Linked DNA regions of Homo sapiens: region 2 is linked to region 1. A link is an interaction called in ENCODE POLR2A ChIA-PET data of the cell type or tissue named here. Cell type or tissue: MCF 10A. All regions are shown on one strand. Each heading gives the region's core, and the rest is flanking DNA. Links, peaks and the distances in the headings are about the cores only.

Region 1 (8,000 bases), core at 1-8,000:
TCCAGGCCTAGCAGACACAGAGAATCCACTTGCTTGTGAGGCCTCTGCAGTTGTGAAGCCAGGATAGTGTAGGGGTTCTCTCCCTAAGGCTCCTATAGAATATCAACTATGGCTGGGTACGGTGGCTCACACCTGTAATCCCAGCACTTTGGGAGGCCGAGGCGGGCGGATCCCTTGAAGCCAGGAGTTCTAGACCAGCCTGGCCAACGTAGCGGAACCCTTTCTCTACTAAAAATACAAAAATTAACCAGGCATGGGGGTACATGCCTGTAATCCCAGCTACTCAGGAGACTGAGGCACGAGAATCGCTTGAGCCCAGGAAGTGGAGGTTGCAGTGAGCCGAAATGGCGCCACTGCACTCCAGCCTGGGCGACAGAGCCAGACTCTATCTCAAAATAAAATAAAATAAAATCTGCCTAACTACAGAAGAATGTTCTCTATGGGCAGTAGCATAAAAATAGAATAGGATCAGATCATGCAAGACCCAGACAACCGAGAAGAAAACGGAACATCGACTTGTTTCATTTGTTTTAGAGTCGTTTTATATCCATATACAGTAGTTTATGTCCTTAACTAAATTATGCATTCCTTAAGAACAGAGAAGATATTCTCCCCCAAAAACCATATGTAAAGAACATTTTAATGGTAAAATTCAAGGCCAGGTGTGGTGGTTCACACCTGTAATCCCAGCACTATGAGAGGCTGAGGTGGGAGGATCACTTGAGTCCAGGAGTTCAAGACCAGCCTGGGCAACATGGCAAAACATTGTCTCTACATAAAAATACAAATAAATTAGCTGGGCATAGTGGCACATGCCTGTGGTCCCAGCTATTTAGGAGGCTGAGGCTGCAGTGAGCCATGATTGCTCCCACTGCACTCCAGTCTAGGTGACAGAGGCCCTGTCTCAAAAAAAAAAAAAATTGCACTTAATACATTCAATTTAACAGTTTTGGGTTTTGTTTTTTTTTTTTTTTTTGGCCTTTTTTTTGTTTTTCGTTTTTGTTGGGTGGGGGAGAACATAGGCGTATGCCATCCCACCAGGCTAATTTTTTTGTATTTTTTGTAGAGATGTTATTCTGCCATATTGCCCAGGCTGGTCTTGAGTGTTGGGATTATAGGCATGAGCCACCGCACCAGGCTTTGTCTGTGTTTTGAGGAATTGTTGTTGTTGTTGTGGTTAGTTATTATGAAATGTTTATCTATTAGTCTGTGCCTCCAGTTCCTGAAACAGAGCTCTTAATATCCTTGTATGTAGGGGCGCTAGGAGAATCTTCTGTTCTAATATTTGGTCTTTGACCCCAATTCCTGACACATAGCTCCTGAATCCCTCAGAATTTCCTGGGCGATAGGAGCATCTTTGTTCCAATCAGGTGACTGTTGGTGGCTCCTGGATGGAGACTGGTTGCCAGAAAGACCAAGTCATGATTAGACTCTTGGAACTTTCAGCCCTATCTCCCATCCTCCAGGAAGGGGAGAGGGGCTGGTGATTGAGTTAATAATCATGCCAACATCATAAAGCCTCCATAAACTGCAGTGTTCAGGAGCTTCTGGGATGATGAATATATCTGCATGCTGGGAGGGTGGCACACTCCAGCTCCATGGGGACAGAAAGCCCAGCACTCAGGACTCTTCCAGACCTCAACCTATGTATCTCTTCTGTTCATCTGTATCCTTTATAGTATCTGTCATTAACCTGTAAATGCGGGTGTTTCCATGAGTTTTATTATTTTTATTTATTTATTTTTTTGAGACAGAGTCTCGCTCCGTCGCCCAGGCTGGAGAGCAGTGGCATGATCTCAGCTCACTGCAAACTCCGCCTCCCGGGTTCAAGTGATTCTCCTGCCTCAGCCTCCCGAGTAGCTGGAATTACAGGCGTGCGGCACCATGCCTGGGTAATTTTTGTTGTTTTTTAATTTTTTTTCAGTAGAGACGGGGTTTCACCATGTTGGCCAGGCTGTCTCAAATTCCTGACCTCAAGTGATCTGCTGGCCTCGGCCTCCCAAAGGCATGAGCCACTGCACCCGGCCTCCATGAGTTTTATAAGCCATCCTAGCAAACTAATAAAACCTGAGAAGGGGTAGTGAAAAGTGATTTACAGACAGTTGATTACCAGTTTAGGTGACAACCTACTATTGGCATCCCAAATGGGGGCAGTATTCTAGGACTGAGCCCTTAACCTATGGGGTCTGCACTAACTCCAGGTAGATAGTGTCAGAATTGAACTGAATTATTCTAGGACACCCAGTTGGTGTGTGATGGGAAAAACCCACACGTTTTGGTGACCAGAAGTGTGTTGAGTGTTGAATGTGAATGTAGAAGGAAAAACTTTTGCCTCAGTTGGTTTTTTCTTTAGAGTTGTTTTGTCTCTGTTAGGTAATCAGCTATTTTTTTCTCTGCTATTAAGAATCCAGTCTTTAGTAATATATCATACCTTATTAATTTTAAACTTTTAATCTATTAGCAAAGAAACATTGCTTAGCTTATTAAAATTATATGTAAAGTAAAAACTAATAGAACTTCTTATCCTTAAAACCTTTTTTTCTATGCAGAGAACCAGAACTTTCTGACAGCTATTTCAACTATCAAAAGACCTTTTGCTCCCTCATTTCCTAGACATTTTCCACAGAGTTTATAATATTGGACGTCAGATTTAGGGAAAAGTGGAGTATTACTGTTTTGTTTGTTTTTGCTTTTTTGAGACAGGGTCTGGGTCTGTCACCCAGGCTGGAGTGCAGTGGCATGATCACGGCTCACTGCAGCCTCGACCTCCCAGGCTCAAGGGATCCTCCTACCTCAGTCTCCCCAGCAGCTGGGACTACAGACGCATGCTACCACGCCTGGCTAATTTTTGTATTTTTTGTAGACACTGTGTTTCGCTATGTTGTCCAGGCTGGTCCCGTACTCCTGGGCTCAGGTGATTTCCGCCTCTCGAGGTGTTAGGATTACAGGCATGAGCCACCTCGCCCAACGAGTATTATTATTATTATTGTTTGTTTGAGACAGAATCTCACTCTGTCACCTAGGCTGGAGTGTAGTGGTGCAATCTCAGCTCACTGCAACCTCTGCCTCCCATGTTCAAGTGATTCTCCTGCCTCAGCCTACTGAGTAGCTGGGACCACAGGCCTGCGCCATTACGTCCGGCTAATTTTTGTATTTTTAGTAAAGACAGGGTTACGCCATGTTGGCCAGGTTGGTCTCAAACTTCTGAGCTCAAAGTGATCCACCCGCCTCGGCTTCCCAAATTGCTGGGATTACAGGTGTGAGACACCGCACCTGGCCTATTTTGTATTTTTAAAAAGCCTTTATTTAATAGGTTTTGCCACTAGTTTTCTTTCTTAATTTAAATCGTATTTTTAAATTTGTGGTAAAATATACATTACATAAAACTTACCATTTTAACCATTGTAACCATTACAAATTCTCATTTTGTACAATTATGAAAACAATTTGGGTACCAGGGGAGAAAATCTTCAGTATTAAATTTCAATTCTTATTCATGTTTTCCAATATTAAAATCATGAGACTGTACATTTTCCTCTGATTTTAATTTATTTCTAATTGCTTTGCTTTTAGCTATTTTGGAAAACTGAATCTCCAGGAAAATACAGCAACAGCCTCTAATGCATAGTTAGGGAAGGCCCAGGGTTCCAGCAACTTTCCAGGGCAACCACCTGACCAGTCCCCGCAGACCTCCCTTTCCAGCCACCTCCAGAGACTCCAAGTGTAGCTTCATTCTCCAAATAGCCACTCTGCTTCTCAGATGAGTAATAAACTATGTGGTTGCGTAAGTCAGAATTGCTCAATAATTTGAGAAGATTCATTCCCAGAAAAGCTCAAAGATACACTATGAAGATACAAATCACATTCTGCATTTACAGAATTCTTGTGTTGACACTTACGTTAGTAAGAGAAGAATTGCTAAAACAATTTTTTTTCTTACCACGTCCCCCGAAAGCTTACTCTGTCTGCTGAGTGAGCTATGACAGCAACACCAACTATTTACTCATTTCTCATTACGTTTACAGTTGGCTGCAACTTCCATTTCATTTGCAGACCTGAGCAGAATGCTGCTTTGTCTATAATTAAAAGAAACATCCCATTGAAAAGGTGAAGTTTTAATTCTATATGCTCCAAAACCTTCCATTTAAATTTTTTATCAAACGTTTGCAGTAAACATTGGTAAAACTTGCTTTAGGAGCAACAGGGTAAGGCCCAAACTCTCATCTCAACAAGAATCCATTTCCATAACAAAACTAATATTTTCAAAGTCATCTGAGTTAATCTAAATTGACAATACATATTTAATTGTGTAACTGTAAAGGAAACATTTTCATGATATGTTTTTAAACTTTGAATTTAAAATTAACTACTAAATGTTGTTTTGGTTGTTATTTTACAGCTCCTTTTAAGACCAGTATTTTTTTTTTTTTTTTTTTGAGATGGAGTCTCGCTCTGTTGCCCAGGCTAGAACGCAGTGGTGCGATCTCAGCTCACCGCAAGCTCTGCCTCCCGGGTTCACGCCATTCTCCTGCCTCAGCCTCCCGAGTAGCTAGGACTACAGGCACCCGCTACCACGCCCAGCTAATTTTTTTTTATATTTTTAGTAGAGAACAGGGTTTCACTGTGTTAGCCAGGATGTTCTTGATCTCCTGACCTTGTGATCCCGCCTCGGCCTCCCAAAGTGCTGAGATTACAGGCGTGAGCCACCATGCCTGACCTTAAGACCAGTATTTTGCTTTATCAGCCGGGCGAGGTGGCTCACGCCTGTAATCCTAGCACTTTGGGAGGCCGAGGTGGGAGGACTGTCTGAGCTCAGGAGTTCGAGACCAGCCTGGGCAACATGGTGAAACCTGTCTCTACTAAAATACAAAAAAAAAAATTAGCCGGGTGTGGTGGTGTGTGCCTATAGTCCCAGCTACTCCAGAGGCTGAGGCAGGAGAACTGCTGAACCCGGGAGGCCGAGGCTGCAGTGAGCCAAGATCATGCCACTGCACTCCAGCCTGGGTGAAAGAGTGAGACTCGTCTCCTAAAAAAAAAAAAAAAACCCTCAGTATTTTGCTTTATCAACCAGAGCTGATAAATAAAAACCGAATGAGTTATCTTTGCCTGCTTGATAAATGGGTTTGATAATGAAAACCATGATGAGATTATGATAAGGTGATTCACCTGCAGAAGTGGAAGCCGGCCAGTAACCAAGAGGCTGCCAAATTTCAGAGAGCAAAGGGAAATCTACACAAATCAGGATGCAGTCTCTGCAGATCGTATTTGATAGTTGGTAACCCCAGGCCAAAAAGAGTTCTTGGGTTTGAGGTTGGAACTCGAAAAATGTCCTAGAGCTAATAGCCTTCAGAAAGACATTGGTGGGAGGAAGAACTAATGTTTGAGGTAAAGATACTTGGAAGGAGAAAAGGACAGAACAAAGTCACAGAGAAAGCCTGGTATTTGAGGCATGCAGATAATGGACTTCTGAGAGAGCAGGGAAGATGTTAGAGAAATAGGGAAATGAAGTAAACAAAGAAGTAGACAGATGAGATGGCACAGCTCTGCGATTATGTACAGTCAAACAAATACTTGGGGAGTAAGCTGTAAAAATTATTTCGGAGAGCCCAGCATGGTGGCACATGCCTGTAGTCCCAGCTACTTGGGAGGCTGAGGCAGGAGGATCACTTGAGCCCAGGTCCAATGAAATGGCTATTTCCTGCATAGGATCTGTCCCCATACCCTGCTTGTGCCTTTCCAGGCCTGGATGTCCCCTCCCCAGTTTCTCTTTTGGTTGAAATCCTTCTCATTTGCAGTAGGCAGAATAATAGCCACCCCCAAAGATGTCCATGCCTTAATGACTGAAACCAGTGACTGTGTTACCTGACTTGGCAAAGGGGGAGCTGTAGATGTGGTTGTGGTTACAAACCTTAAACGGGGGAGACTATGCTGGATTATTCAGGTGGGGCCCAGCGTAGTCAAATGGGTCCTTAAAAGCAGTAGAAGGCAGAAGGGGAGGCTAGAAAGATGCAACAGCAAAAGAAGGACTTGACCCTGCTGCTAGTTTTGAAGATGGAGGCCACAAGTCAAGGGATGCAGCAGCTTCCAGAAGCTGAGAACAGCCAGCAAGAAACACTCCCCAGTCCTAAAACCACAAAGACCTGAATTAGGCTAAAAGCCCAACTAGCAGGAACAGCCCCTTTGCTAGAGCCTCCAGGAAGGGATGCAGCTCTCCAGCTCCTTGGTTTTAGTCCAACAAGATCAACATTGGGCTTCTGACCTACAGGACTATAAGATAATCAAGTTATGTTGCTTTCAGCCACTAAGTTTGTGGTTCAGTAGTCCCCCCTTACCTGTGACTTTGCTTTTCACAGATTCAGTTACCTACTGTCAACCAAGGTCAGAAAATAGGTGAGTACAATACAGTAAGATATTTTGGGAGAGAGAGAGACCAAATTCACATAACTTTTATTACAGTATATTGTTATAATGGTTAATGGTTCTATTTTATTTTTAGTTTTTTTTTCTTTTCTTTTTTTTTTTTTTCTGAGATGGAGTCTCACTCTGTTGCCCAGACTAGAGTCCAGTGGCACGATCTCAGTTCACTGCAGCCTTCGCCTGCTGGGTTCAAATGATTCTCTTGCCTCAGCCTCCCGAGTAGCTGGGACTACAGGTGCACGCCACCACGCCCAGCTAATTTTTGTATTTTTAGTAGAGACGGGGTTTCACCATGTTGGCCAGGCTGGTCTCAAACTCCTGACCTCAAGTGATCCGCCCATCTTGGCCTCCCAAAGTGCTGGGATTACAGGGCGTGAGCCACCGTGCCCGACCAGTTATTGTTGTTAATCTCTTACTGTGCCTAATTTATAAATTATCATAGGTATGTATGTATAGGAAAAACATAGTTTATATAGGGTTCAGGGCTATCTGCAGTTTCAGGCATCCACAGGGGGATGAACGTATCCCCTGCAAGTAAGGAAGGAAAACTGTATTTGTTACGGCAGCAACAGGAAACAACTACACCATCCTTCATGGCCTGCTTCTCACTCAGTGTCTCTGAGAAGTTGTTCTTGATCTTAGCCAGGAACAGCCCCCTTTGCTTTTTCCTGAATTCCCAGGAGCTCTGTGGGACTTCTGCCCCCTGAGAAATGGTCTGGTGTCATGATTCCTTGTAGACCTGTCTCATATTATTAGAGTTTTAGCTCTTTGAGGTAAGAGGTTAGGATGTAGGCAGGTATGGTAGCTGCCACAGTATCCAACCCCTTGCCTAGTACATAGAAGCCACTCAACAAATTGTGTTTTACATAAAAAAGTGGACAAATGGAAGCCTCCATAAACACGGCAGAAACAAAATAACTATAGTTGGTACAACCTTTCTCTTCTCTTTTCCCACAGGTTAGTTATTATTATTTTATCTCTGAAATTAGAAGCCATTTCTTTACTATCTATTGTCTGTGGCCCCAAAATTATTTGAGTACTTCCTGTTAACAAGAAATGTTATTCTTGTCACATAGTTATATTTCATGTGTTTCCAAAGAAGAGGACCTTAGAACTTTAAGGAATTAATAATAAATAAGAATGCCTGCTTGGCCGGGCGCAGTGGCTCACGCTTGTAATCCCAGCACTTTAGGAGGCCGAGGCGGATGGATCACCTGAGGTCAGGAGTTCGAGACCAGCGTGGCCAACATGATGAAACCCCATCTCTACTAAAAATACAAAAATTAGCCGGGCGTGGTGGCACACACCTGTAATCCCAGCTACTCAGGAAGCTAAGGCAGGAGAATTGCTTGAACCTGGGAGGCAGAAGTTGCAGTGAGCCGAGTTTGAGCCATTGCACTCCAACCTGGGTGACAGAGCGAGACTCTGTCTCAAAAAAAAAAAGAATGCCTGTGGCTGGGCATGGCGGCTCACACCTTTATCCCAGCACTTTGGGAGGCCGAGGTGGGTGGATCACTTGAGGTCAGGAGTTTGAGACCAGCCTGGCCAACATGGTGAAACCCCATCTCTAATACAAATAGAAA
Region 2 (8,830 bases), core at 1-8,000, 610 kb after region 1:
GGCGTGCTATTGTTAACCGCTTTCCGAGAGCAGAGCTCGCGAGCTCGCCGATCGCGATCTGGCTTTCCCGCGCCCCCGCCTCCGCTCCGGCTTCACAACCGGGGGAGCCCGGGGTGTGCGCGGGAGCGCGGCGGGGGCGCACGGCTGCAGGGGCGCCGCGGCGGGCCCGAGCCGGTTTTATTGTGTGGATCAGCCGAGCCTGTCTTTGAGAGACCCTATTAGAACTCCGGTGCAGCACGACTGGGCCCTGGTGTGCAGAGATTATGGGATATTCTAGTTGGCGCTTCTTCACGCACCCCTTCCCTCCATGAGCATTTTTTTTTTTTGATGCAGTCACCTTTAGGATAGGACGTTTGCCACATGCAGTCGAGTCATTAGAAATCCCGTAACTCTGCCACTGGAGAGAGCGCGGATGCAAGGGCGGGGGCCACGCGGGAGGGGAGGGCAGGAGAGGCGCATTCTAGGGTGAGCGGATGAGGACAGCGGCGGGCTACAGTGGCTCAATAGAAACCGTTAAACAAAAAGCTAGACCCCTCACCCCTAGAGGTCAGAGAAAGGTGTTGTCAGGGAAGTGGCATCTCCACTCCTTAGACGCTCTCGGTACAGTGTTGCGGGGGATGTGGGGGCTGGGGGGGATGTGGGGGCTGGGGGGAGGGGCTAGGGGTAGTGTTGGATGGGAGGGGAGCGGAAGCCCCGGCCCAGGTTGGGGACTGGGGGCGCCGAGCCGCTAGCTAGCCCGTCGGCCTGGCGTCGGCCGAGGGGGAAGGGCGCTCTGGCGCTCCGCTGTGCCACTCACTCTGGCTGGGATGGAGTTGAGTGGGTGGCTGTGCGCAGTGGGGGTGGGGAAGCAGGGTGAGGCAGGAGGGTTATTTAAGTCTTTCATCCGGTTGCAGTGAGAAGCGGGCCCCCGGGGTGACAGCAGTGCCGCGGTCTCCCGCTGCTGCCGCTGCGGCAGGTCCCAATATTAGCAACCTCCGCAGAGCGGTGGTGCGTGTGCCGGGAGCCTCCTACCCTCGCCTTCCCAGCCCCGCCCGGAACGAGGCCGCGGCGGCGCTAGGACACCGCGGCTCGCGCGGGGAGGGCGGAGGGAGGGCACAGGCGCCGGGAGGGGGCGAGGGGGCTGCGGTGCCCCGGCTCTGGCACACCTGGCGCTCCCGCGCGCCGCCGCGGCCTCACCTTCGGCCCTCCTCCTCCTCCGGCAGCAGCCTCTCCTCCGCAGCCCGGCTCCCCTCTGGGGAGTTCGTCCTCACACTCAGTTTCTCTAGAAAAGAGTAACTGTAGGTGGGGGGTGCGGTGGGTTTACACCTTGATTAAAATAGAAGGTGCATTTTCTACCTGAAATCAAACAGCAGAAGGAAACGCGCTGGAAAAAGGATTTTTGCCGCCCCCATGCAGCCGCAGGTGACTGCAGCTGCTGGCAAGCTTGGCAGTGACACAGCAGCAGCAGTGCAGAGGACGTGGGGGTGGGGGAGTCTTACTGTTCCAGCAGGAGCTGCAGAGGTGACAACTTAGGTGGGACCTTGAAGGAGCCTTTTTTTTTTTTTTTCCCCCTCGGATTGGTGGTGTGGAGATAAGATTGAACAAGGAGAAAAGGAACTCGCAATTGTATCTCTGTGCAGTAGGCTGGGGGAGCGAGATGTCTTGTTTCATCTGTATATCTATATGCCTATATATAGAGCTCACTTTTAAAGCACTCCAGCCTTGCTAGATGGATAGAAATGTGAGCAGAAAATCATTTGGGGAAATAGTAATGTAAAATAATAAAAACATGAACGCTGGGCCTGATCTGCTATTTAACTTGTTTAGGAAACCTAAGTCTGTTCCCTTTTTGGCTGGGGTTAGGTAGCTCTGAAAGGCCGGTCTTCATCAGGACCTCAGATGAGCACCCAAACTGGGGCTTCCATTCAAATTGGGTCAGGTGAAGGTTTTACTAGAGGGGAGAAATATGATAGTATGATTTTTTTAAACAGGTGTTTAAAACTTATTTCCAGGGTTTTGAACTTTAATTCTGTTCTATGTATCTGACTCTTCAATGTCTCAGGAAAACACTGGGTGTTTAAGGAGATGGTTTTAGGATTGCTTCAGGTTCTGGAAAAATTAGTGGAGTTATAACTCCCATTCAGTTAGTCATTTCCTATATAAACTCTATGAGATGTGCTCAGGTTGCTACAGATCCGAACTTACCCCGGTGCAGGATCTGAGATGGTTGATCTGGCAGCCCTGGTTCGAGCTTCTCTGGGTGAGCAGGAAGCTCTGCAGGGAAGAGGCTTAATCATTAATTTTCTGCAGCCTCATGCCCTGCCCCTCTCGACAGTCTGCCTACATTTGTGTGGTCTGAAGAGTGCGGTTCTGTAATGCGTTGGGGGCTCTTAAGCCAGAGAACCATGTCATGAGGGCCAGAGTGGAGCAGCTCTGACTGCCTTCCTCTCCCACTGCCTTGCCTGGCCTTGGAGGTGAGGCCCAGCACAGATGGGCTCTAGGGGGCGGTGCCAGCTTTGGGATAATGGTCCATGTGAACAGAACTGGGGCAGCCCATCAGCTCTGGGGATAGTCACTAATAGTGAGTCTGGGGCAATGAGGAAGGTCCGGTGTGGTGATTTTCCTGAAATAGTCCAGGCATTGACCTGGTCTCTCATGGACCATGGATGATCTCACACCTCATCAAATCCAATGGGGTCCCAATGAGCATATCCTCATTTGGAACTGTTGACTGCTGTGGAAGAGAACAAAGAAATGACAGCAGTCATCGACCCTGTGCTTCCCATGTCACCCTATCACTACCCATTACTGTGGGCCGTCTGAGCTAAGGATGTCAAGGCTGTGTCTGCCCAAAATGAGCGACAGGCTGCCATGGTACACATGTGTGTGCCACAGTTCTAATTTTAGGCACAAACTCATCATTCCCTCCCTTCCTCCTCCCCTCTTCCTTCCTTCTTTTCTTTGCTCTTTCCTTCTTTCCCTTTCTCTCTCCTTGATCATTAAACATTCAGATGTCTCTGCACAGAAGGCTTCTCCTGGCTGTTATTGATCCAGCCCCCTCTGCTGCCCAGTCATGTGAGCAGATAACATGTGGAGTGGGTTGTACTCAGGGAGTGTAGTTGGAAGCACTTGCCTGGCACCAGCTCCACCCCAGAGAGAGCTGAATGGACCTGGTTGAGGTTATAGAATTTATTGTGGACAAGAGGGTACCAGGAATGATGAGGTTTCTGGTCTGGTTGGGGTGGGATCCTGTTGCGGGGTTGCTAGATCTTCCTGACCTTACAACAGTGGAATTCTTTGCATGGGGGAGAATGACTGTGACTCCTACGTTCAGTTGGTCTGCTTGTCCTTGCATCACTGAGGTGACCACATAAAAAGCTGGGCTGTTATTTTGACGTCTCTATTTTTAAGGAACTGCGGAGAAATGGGTGGTGGTTTGAGGTGATGAAATCTTTTCCACCTGGGGTCTGTAGGTAGTTCCTTCTCGCTTGGATAGCTTTTTGGAGACTTATCTCAGGTATTTATTTTCTTGGGAAGCCTCTGACTTGCCTTCAGAAACCCAGATGAGCTGCCCATCTTTGGACTGCCCATACCCTGAACAGCTCCCTCTCAACTGCATTTGCCACACTGTTGTTATATTTATCTGTTTACGTGTTCTTCTTCCCAACAGATGGTGAGCAAAAATTTGAGGGTAATAGGACCTAGGCTATATCCGGTTCATCTTTATATACTCAATAAATGGTATGGTGCTTGGCTTATAATAAACCCTCAATAATAGCTTCTTGAATGAAAAAGTGAACGAATATGAATTACAGCTGTCTTGTCAATGCCAGAAAAAGAAACGAGATAGATATCTTGATATCTTCATTTCTAAATTATATAGTAATACTTTCAGAACTCAGCTATATGAAAATGGTACAGAAATCACAGAAACATTAAAAAAGGTAAAACCAAATGTAAGATGTGCATAATAGTTAAGGAAATAGGTTTTGGAGTCCAGTTGCTTGGGGGCTAATTATTAACCTCCTTAAACCTCAATTTCCCCATTTGTACACTGGGGATTAGAATATTGTAATGCCTAGAGTTGTTCTGGGGATTAAATGAGAGACGGCCTCTCATTTGGCATAGACTAAATGCTCAAGAATTTTTACTATTACAATTATCATTGCTGCTGCTGTTATTTTTTTTTCTTGATGTTCTGCAGACCAGCCAGTGAAAAGGTTTTGTGAAATCACATGCACCTTATTCTTTGTTGGACCTGATGGGCAACACTGGCTAATATTCATTATTAGTCCTCAGCTACTCCGTGTGCAGGGAAAGCAGAAAGATCATCACATGCTCCCTTAGAAGCTGCAAATATTTTTTAGTTTTATGATTAAACCTTTCCTTATTGACCTGGTAAATTAAATCATTCAGACCTCAAAAGGGGCCAAATGTTTCCTGCATTTCATCTTACGACGAAAATTGAACATTAATTAACTCATTACATTAATTTCAGGGTATGTATGACCCACATTTTGGTGTGCTTTCAGGTTACTAAGAAGATATTCACATACATGTGACTGCTAATAATAATAAAATGCCACAATTTTAGTTATTTTGACTCAGAAGAATAGTACAATGAAATAAAATGCATCAAAAAGGGAGTGCATCTCATGAAAAATGAATCTCATGGAAATATTGCCTTATTTATATTCCCATTTGCTTTTGAAGTAGGGAAGGCTAGTAATAAACTGGCTTCTTTTGCATGTATTCTCCATCATAGAGTCATAGATTATCAGATTCAAAACACAATTTGTAATTTCACTTTTTTTGATATACTGTTTAACATCCTATTAAAATAATTACATTAAGCACAAGATAAATTTGTTACATTTTGTCCTTATAAAAGAATTAGGAATGCCCCTTTAGAAGAAATAGCTCTTCTTTTTTACATCACCTTGAAATAGTTTCCTCTTGAGTTAATCCTTTATTAGATTTATGCTGTTCATGTCTTCTTTTGATTGCAGTACCAGTGTATTTTGTGAGAGTTGCAGAATTAATTGTTGAAAAATTCATGTAAGTGCTTTTTTATTAGTCACATGAGACTGACTATAGCACATTGTTACCCTAAGTTTTTTTCTGAACTCTTAAATGTAAGTAAAATTTTTAATATTTGAAAGTATTTTTAAAACAAGAACTCAATATTTGATATGCATTAATGTAAGGTCTACATAAAATGTAGCACTTTAATTTACAATAAAAAGGAAAAAATGGCTGAGTACAAATAATATTAGCAGTGTCCAGACAGGCGCGGTAGCTCACGCCTGTAATCCCAGCACTTTGGGAAGCCGAGGCGGGTCGATCACGAGGTCAGGAGATTGAGACCATCCTGGCTAACACAGTGAAACCCCGTCTCTACTAAAAATACAAAAAAAAAAAAAAAAAAAAATTTAGCCCAGCGTGGTGGCTGTCCCAGCCTGAAGTCCCAGCTACTCAGGAGGCTGAGGCAGGAGAATGGTGTGAATCCGGGAGGCGGAGCTTGCAGTGAGCCAAGATCGCACCACTACACTCCAGCCTGGGCAACAGAGTAAGACTCCATCTCAAAAAAAAAAAAAAAAAAAAAATTAGCAGTGTCCTAAATATACTGTGGGCTAATCATCTTATAACCACACTGTAGTTACAGAAATTGAAACTGCTGTTGTGTGGCCATAAAATTCTGGATTTATGCCCAGCTTAGGTGTTATTCTTAGTGAGGTAAGCAAGGGGAAAGAAGGAAGTAAAATAAGATCATTGTGTCGATTTGATTTTGGAATACAGCATTCCATGCCTACTTTAAATCAAGAGCAGTATTTATCTCTTCAGAATATTATTATTTTAATTGCTTAACTATCTCTTTGAGGTTTAGATAAGTATAGCAAAAACCAATACTTTGTTTAAGCAAAAATAATTGGGATGTATGTGGGCAGTTTTAGTTTTCTAGATAGAGTTAAAAAAAGTTAACACAATAGAGAGCTGGATAATTTTCTGTATAAACCAATCAAGGCTTTAGTTAGCACTTCATTCTCTTATTTTGAGAGACTATTCTCTAAACAGAATACTTTTTTTTTTTTTTGCTACTTAAACAGGTATTTATTTCTCCCAGTTCTAAAGGCTGGGAAGTCCAAAAGCAAGATACTCACACACAGATACTTAACTTCATGTTTATAAAGTGGAAATAGGTTGTCTTTTCTAAAAAAGTATTCTGTTTAGCGAATGGTCTTATGTCTCTCAAAATAAGAGAATCACAGACAGATGCTTAACTTCATGTTTACAAAGTGGATGTAGGTTGTCTTTGTCTTAAATTCTACTCTTTGAAGTTAATTAGATTATGTACACACTGGTTTTTCTGTCCTATTACTTCTTAGCATATCTATGTAGATACTAACTTTTTAATTTTTAAAATGTTTTGTTTTTTGTGTAAGTCATGTTGGTAAGTATTTTTGTGTCATTATGATAAGATAGAATTTAGTTGAAAATCAATTCTTTTACACAGTGATTTTCAAAGAGAAGACACTTCTTTAACTAGCGTGGGGTTATCCAAGTGGGGAGCTGGGCTTAGTGTCCTCTCCAAAACCCCAGGGATGCTGGGACTCTAAGGACATGCTCTGTGATCTGATCTGTCCTCTGCCTTCTACCCTTTGTCTACAGGCATTCTGGAATTTATCAGTATAGCAGTGGGCCTGGTCAGCATTCGAGGCGTGGACAGTGGACTCTACCTCGGGATGAATGAGAAGGGGGAGCTGTATGGATCAGTAAGTACTGGAGGGACTTCATCCAGCTTTATCTCCATGTTTGATTTGAACAGCTGTCTTTTCTCTGGATTAAAAAGGGCCAGAAATGCAACTGAGTCTGTTTGGAAGGCGAGTGTAAGTTTTTACTTTTTGAGGAAAGCCATTTTATTTTTATTAATAGATAAACAGCTCTGCACCTTCACTAGACCAAAGTTGCTAAGAAAATGCTTTATTTATATGCCAAACCATCTTAATTATCAAGTAAATAAAAAAATTTACAAGTGTGAAAAATCCCATCTCTTTGTATTGAATGAGAGTTATTTTTGAAATGAATTGAAATGATCTCCTCCTAAGCTTTGCCAAGCATTGTAATTAAAACTAGAAATAGACCATGCAGTGAATCTAAACTCTCTCTGAGCTACATCCAAGATTTTCATTATGCAGAGAAGAAGGGAGATGGAAATTGTTGTCAGATATTTTTGTACGTGAATAAGAATATTACGATATTGTAATTATTTGCAAATGTTATGAATTTCTTTTTTTCCCACTCCACATCCCCACTAGGTTGTAAGGTCCTCATGGGAGACAGTGAAGAAGTATTTATTGTGCTCTGCCAGGTGCCAGACAGGCACTGTTATAGGTGCTGAGGTGTGAATGAGACAAAGTCTACTCTTCCACTCTGTGGCGGGGACTAACTTTCCATCATGGTATCACTTTACTCCTATTAATGCAGTACCTAAAACACAGTGTGTGGTACGCAGCAGGGACTTAATACATTTTTGCTGAATGTATAAGTATGAATAATATATACTAACTTGGGTTTTCAACTTTCAAACTTGTAATGAAATTAATCTGTAGCGTTTCTTTCTCTCTTTCTTTTCTTTTCTTTCTTTTTTTTTTTTTTGAGATAGGGTATTGCTGTTGCCCAGGCTAGAGTGCAGTGGTGTAATCATTGCTCACTGCAGCCTGGAACTCATGGGCTCAGAAGATCCTCCTGCCTCAGCCTCCTGTGTAGCTGGGACTATGGGTGTGCATCACCACACGTAGTTAACGAAAATTTTTTTTTTTTGTAGAGACAAGGTCACGCTATGTTGCTCAGGCTGGTCTTGAACTCCTGGCCTCAAGTGATCCTCTTGCCTTGGTCTCCCAAAGTAACTTATCGTTGCAATTACTGGTGGTCAAATGAGAATTTAATCCATGTTTTCTGAAATATGAGAACTTTAGTTTACAAAAAGTTGAAAATGAAAAGAAGCTTAGAATGAGGAAAGATTTGGAGTTCTCAATACACAGAAATGAAGGGCAAAACTTTTTCTAGATATAATTTTCTACCATTAGGCTTGTAAAAATATGTATATATAGATACACACATACATATATATAAAATGCTAAAATGTATTTGTAAGTATAGGATTGACTTTAGCTTTTTAAACACAGTGGATGGTTTAGGCAAAATTATTAACTCCCTACACAATTTTTGTGAATACCTTTAAGTGTGAAAAAAGATAAGATACAAGATAAAGGAAACTTACATTAAAAAAATAGAAAATGATCTTTTTTGTCACAACTTCAGTTTTTTTTTTTTTTTTTGCTTTTAGGTATGTAATGTGGGTTTGAGTGGGTCACAGTTGAACTCAATAAAATGCTTTTTTTGTGTGTGTAGAAGAGAAGTTCTGACTTTTAGTGTGTAGATGGAACTTTATCACAGTGGCCTCCAAATTTTTTGATCACGTATCCCCACCAAAAAAATTTTTTTTGAATATGCATCTCAACATATGCATTTCAAATAAATATACTTAATTTGAGTATGCATCTCAAATATTAAATTATTTTAAAATTGTTTATCTCAAAGTATAGTTTATATATGTTATTTTATAAGAGATACAGCAAAGTAAACAATTTTAAAGAATAGAATGAATGAGGAAACCTAAATAGGGCCCTACTATTTGTTCCCCACTCCAAGGATCACCTTGCACACCCCTCTGAATTTTTCCCAGTTGAGAGCTGACCAGTCTTTCAGATGAAATCACCAGCATGATTCAGACTCCTGTGGTTTATTGGTTGACAAGGAGAGCATGTCTAATTTTGTGTTCAGCAAAGCT

Evidence for each region. ChIA-PET counts read pairs that join two places held together with the same protein. Peaks named below come from ENCODE experiments on the same cell type or tissue, not always from the same donor. Only the 100,000 strongest peaks of a DNase experiment are listed, where the experiment ranks them.
Region 2: POLR2A ChIA-PET joins it to region 1 with 6 read pairs; 2 of 35 experiments call an interaction of 5 or more read pairs at or near these places.

Annotation. Positions count from the first base shown.
Region 1 is chr13:21,065,951-21,073,950 of GRCh38, forward strand. It overlaps LOC105370104 (a long non-coding RNA gene), which reads left to right and starts at 1,582. Exons shown (of 4, transcript XR_941728.1): 1 at 1,582-1,647; 2 at 4,026-4,107; 3 at 6,354-6,390. In MCF 10A, for the core only: no CTCF peak of the experiment used is centred there; a DNase peak (open chromatin) is centred at 3,781.
Region 2 is chr13:21,674,394-21,683,223 of GRCh38, forward strand. FGF9 (fibroblast growth factor 9) reads left to right here. Exons shown (of 3, transcript NM_002010.3): 2 at 6,649-6,752. Among named protein-coding and RNA genes, the nearest start is that of FGF9, 7.7 kb to the left of the region's middle. RefSeq lists a silencer at 1,054-1,103. In MCF 10A, for the core only: a CTCF peak has its summit at 2,497 (motif pointing right); no DNase peak of the experiment used is centred there.